Regions from separate parts of the Homo sapiens genome. Here region 1 is linked to region 2. Evidence: read pairs that join two places in POLR2A ChIA-PET (ENCODE). Cell type or tissue: Panc1. All regions are shown on one strand.

The links. Peaks named below come from ENCODE experiments on the same cell type or tissue, not always from the same donor. Only the 100,000 strongest peaks of a DNase experiment are listed, where the experiment ranks them.
Region 1: POLR2A ChIA-PET joins it to region 2 with 28 read pairs; 2 of 35 experiments call an interaction of 5 or more read pairs at or near these places.

Annotation. Positions count from the first base shown.
Region 1 is chr10:94,355,491-94,357,990 of GRCh38, forward strand. It overlaps NOC3L (NOC3 like DNA replication regulator), which reads right to left. Exons shown (of 21, transcript NM_022451.11): 4 at 1,684-1,841; 5 at 1,045-1,101. Among named protein-coding and RNA genes, the nearest start is that of NOC3L, 6.2 kb to the right of the region's middle. RefSeq lists an enhancer at 2,456-2,500. In Panc1, no CTCF peak of the experiment used is centred here; no DNase peak of the experiment used is centred here.
Region 2 is chr10:93,995,711-93,998,210 of GRCh38, forward strand. All of the region lies in intron 1 of PLCE1 (phospholipase C epsilon 1), which reads left to right. Among named protein-coding and RNA genes, the nearest start is that of PLCE1, 3.0 kb to the left of the region's middle. In Panc1, no CTCF peak of the experiment used is centred here; no DNase peak of the experiment used is centred here; H3K4me3 peaks cover 779 bases; H3K27ac peaks cover 2,500 bases.

The DNA of each region.
Region 1 (2,500 bases), 360 kb after region 2:
ATTGATCCTCCCACCTCAGCCTCCCCAGTAGCTGAGACCATAGGTGAGCCACAATACCCAGCTAATTTTTGTGTTTTTTGTAGAGACGGGGTTTCACCATGTGGCCCAGACTGGTCTCAAACTCCTGGGCTCAAGTGATCCTCCCACCTCAGCATCCCAAAGTGCTGGGATTACAGGCATGAGCCAGTGCAACCAGCCTAGAGCTCATATTCTTAGCTTCTATGATAATAAGCCCAAAATAATTCATATTAATTAACAAATAGGATAATCCTATTTAGTTTTTTTTTAAGTACAGAATATTCTCCTTTGTTTTTAACACTATATATTACTTTATACAAACTAATACTTCATAGTTTTGGGCTACAGAAAAACATGTCCACCTTAGGAAATTCATAGGGAACTAGATTTAATCAACACTAGCATAATCTGTAATGGTTTTATGATGGGTGACTGAAAACAGTTAAACAGTTGACCTGTAATTCATTTTTGCTATTAATGAGGTCTGCTAAGCGAAAGTAAAATTTAACTAGATTGTTCTGTCACAAATTCCAAACTAATATAATTTCAAACAATAAAATGCATTATTTCAGTTCAACTTTGATTAAATGGTCCTAGGTAATAGAAACTGACATTCAATTATATGAAACATATGCAAGTATAATTGTGCTAGAAACAAACCAAAATGACTTCATACTACAGAATCGCTTTTGTAATTTAAAGCTAAAAAGTTAACAGTTATTTGTAAGTAGTCTTTCTCTTACAATTAAAAGGAATTCAGAACAGTAATAATTAACAAGACACACTTCTTGTATGCCTAGATATTACAAATATGATTGTGTAAATTTTTCCATAATCAAAAAAATAAAGAATCTATTAATAATTCCACAAGATGAAGCTTTCAAATGTGGAAAAATGTTCAAAGTGACCTTGAAATGAGCAGTACTCCAAAATGTACCTTCCAGATTTCATCTAAAATTAACTCACATTTACTATTATGCAAAAAAATTCTCAATTAACAATTTAGTAACTGTAAAGACATATTACCTTCCTCAAGTTCCCTCTCTTCTTCTTGATCCTCTTCATCTTTGTTACTATCAGTAACTATATGGAAAACATATGTATTAAAACTGTGATATATACTTAAGTGGTAAAAACTGTAAAGAAATGCTAGGAGGTGATTACGATAAAACTCAGGATAGCAGTTACTTTTATGGGAAGAGCACAATTAGTGATTGAGGTGAGCACAAGGGAGGATTCTGGAAGCTAGCAGTAGTTTTTTTTCCTTGTCTGAATAGTAGTTTTATAGGTATGCGCTTTGTTATAAACCATGTAACTTCACATCTTTGATATCTGAACTTTTCTGTTTTATTTCACATACAAAAGAAGATACATTAAAAAAGAAAGCTAATCAAGAACAGTTAATATGCTCTAATTTTAGAAACAACAAAATTTAGTGAAAAGAAAATCACCTGAACCTTGTAGCTTCAGTTGTCCTCACAGTACAAATTGGTACCTGAGATAATCTATAATTCTGGCCCAAATCATCAAGCTTGCTATAAGACTAATTGAATATTTTCTAGATATGGGTAAAATCAAAGTAAAATTAAATTTTGAGTGAAAAAAAAACATGATATCAGTAAGGGGGTAAAAGTTCAACTAATATTACCAGTTTATTAGACTCACCTGGCTTCTCCCTAGTCTGTGGGATTATACCACTTTTATCTTTGATAGGAAGTAAATGAATCAGTTCCTTCTCTGGTGCAGTTTGCAGAGTTCTTGGTATTTTTTCATATTTATCTATAATGCGTTCATGCTTCCGTTTCTTCGCATGAACAGGCTCACTGCAGGGGAAAAAAAGATCAATTTTCAGTCTTAATAGATCTAAAAAGTTATCTAGAGACCTATCATTTCAAAAGTACAGAAAAACCACCAGCCAACTTTCAATAGGTATATGGATAGTAGCACTTAGGCTAGTGTCTGGCACATAGCAGGCACTCAAACAGCAAATGAATAAAAGAAATGGGTAAACAACCTACCATACAAACTCAAACTTTGGCTACATCCAGTTTTCCCTCTAGATGCAAAATAAAGGTGAAAGTTACAGCAGATTCTTTATGAAGAACAGTTCATAAAACCAAGTGTGACTCTTACTTTCCCAAAATCTTTAGAGTATAGCATAGACTTTGGAGTTTAAAAGGTCCAACTTTAAATTCCAGATACTTGTGACTGCAGGGAACCATCAGTTTCCTCTCTGGAAATGGGAATAAGACCTACCAGCAGGGTAATGAGGATTAAGTGAAATCATAGCCGTAGGAACTCAGAACTGTTCTGCCACTACCTCAAAGTGAGAACAGCATTCTTCCCCCATTCACTCTACTTGACTATTCAGACTCAAAAGAAAGATGTACATTAAATGAAATCAGCTTATCTTATACATGAACCTCCTTTATTTAGGAAATAAGCTAAATAATACTTTATTCTTTGTAAACATTGTGCTCAA
Region 2 (2,500 bases):
CCTTTATACCCAGGAGCCATGTCTTACCAGGTAAGAAGCCAGATTGAACTGGAGGGACATTCTTCCAGTCCTCTTAGTAACATAAACTCCTGGGATGTGGTCCAAGTTTGACCTGTCATTAAAAATTCCATACTCCAGTGGGTTAGAAGCTAGATTCCAATGAAGGCGGTTGGTTTTGTTTTTCTATTTACAACCATTCTTAGTCACATTCTTCTCTGGGCTTTTGTTGTATACTTTAAAAAAACTGTTTGATGTGCAATTTGTTACCTGTAACTTTCTAAATGAATAAAAGAAGATTGAAAAAATACTGTGCATGGTGGAAGAGTTTTCTAAAGTAGACAGCAGGGGACGTTTCCCATGCCTGGGCAAGAGGAGGGATTTGCACAGAGTGAGGCTTGCTGCACGTGTGTGTGTGTGTGTGTGCGCGCGCGTGTGTGTTCCACACACCTGGCTGACAGGCGCCTATATAGGACAGTTGCTTTAGTCTTAATGCCTTCTCTCTCTGCCGGAACTACTTCTGCGGTGGAAGAACAATAAAACAGAGCTTCTGGGTTCAGAAGGAGAAGCAGAGGAAAAGCCAAAAACAGTAGAAGCAGCTAAGAGTGTGAATTTGTTTGCTGAAGTTGCTTTCCTCCCAACGTTCAGTTGAGATCTGTGGCATTGAGCAAGTAGGGGTTTGGTTGAGGCGAGGGAAGACAGGTGATTAGGAAACATGGTGCTTCTGGAAGAGGGGTGGAAGGTTCTGATAGGGTTTTAGGGAAGCATGTGATTTAGTTATGTAAGGCCCAAAGAGGAGAGTTGGAGATGGAGGAGTAGGGAATGGAGAAAGAGAGGAAGACGATATCAAAGATGCATTTTGTTATAGGCCAACCATGTGGCCTACAAAGAAGGGCAGAACTCTCTCTAGCATCATGTGTTCCTCTCTGCTCCCTGGATGCAGAATGCAGGGTTTTTACCGAGGCTATAATTCATCTGTGTTATGGCTTAAATAGATTTTCGTGGGCCAGATTGGGAACCAAGCCCTCGGAGGCTACATTGTCCAACATGGTAGTCACTAGCCACATATGGCTATTTACATTTGAATTGAAATTAGTTAAATGAAATTAACCACCCATATTTCAAGTGCTTGATAGCTACATGCAGCTAGTGGCTACTGTATTGGACAGTGCAGATATAGAACATTTTCATCATCTCAGAAAATCCTTCCCTAGAGGATTGTTTCAAAGGGGTAATTCCTATTAATCTCCAAAGTGTACTGGTTTCCAAATGAAATTTAGTCATAACTTTAAAGTTTCCAAATTTTACATGAAAATAATAGAAGTTGTTGTTGGTAACACTATGGTGCTTACTACATGCCAGGCACCACTCCAAGAACTTTTATCAATTAACGCATTTAATTTTTATATATTACTCAGTCAATGTGAGAGATCTTATCCTTTAGCTGTATTTCCAAAATCAAAAAAGCTCTAAAAACTGTGATTTTCATAAATTTGGCTACAAAACTTGGTCTGAAGTGACGTGAGGTTATGACAGTCTTTATTTTTCTCACTTGGTGAGAACTACACATATATTTTTACTTCAGAAATTATGGGCATATTTTATTTGCTGCAGATACCATTGAAAGTGTTATGTAAGATATGGCATATGCATTTTTACCATTACAAAATCCATAAAGCTTCTGAATCACAGTTGGCTGGCTGCTCAGAATTTGGATTAGGGAGTGTGGACTTCCATGATTATGCCCATTTTGAAGATGGGAAAACTGAAGCAACGAAAGGTCAAGTGATTTGCATAAAGTCACAGCAAGGAAGTGCCAGTGTCAGGAGCCAGTCAAAGTGGGCTGTCTCCAGAGTCTGTTCTCTTGATCACTGTGCTATCCTACATTAACCTCTGGGCTCATGACCCAAAACAAATAACCATCCTTTTTTTTTTTTTTTTTTTTTTTTTGGTTAGGTGAAACCTAATAGCTTTAACTCAGCTCATTAGAAAGTTTCAGATAGTGATCTGGCTAAATTGTTTAGCAGTTGAGGTTTTGAAATGCCATGGATAGTTCAACCACCGTAATAGACGTGCTTAGCAATTGTTTAGCTTGCCCCTTTCCACCCTGTGTCAGCCACACTTGTTTTTGAGCATTCACTGTGTAAGAACTGGTAGGAAAAGAGGTGGGTACTGGTGAAACCATTGGGCTCATGTTGAAATCTTTGGCATGTGGGGGCTTACATATTCATAACTGTTATGGGGTGGAGGGTGGCCGGTGGTTTGGTCCTAGTATAGATCAACTGTTACAGGCGAGGGCCATTTGGTGGACTACCAGGATTGTAAGCCCTCCTGGCGTGTTTTTGGAGGGTCTGCATCAATCTGACTCAGTCGGAAGTCTTTCTAGGGAAATTGAATTCCTCTTTTCTTGTGGGAGTTCGACTGGAACTGCAAGGCTGGTCTGGGGGCAAGAATGGACATTTCATTTCTCCTCCTCAAGTAGTGGCAAGCCTCAGTGATCTCT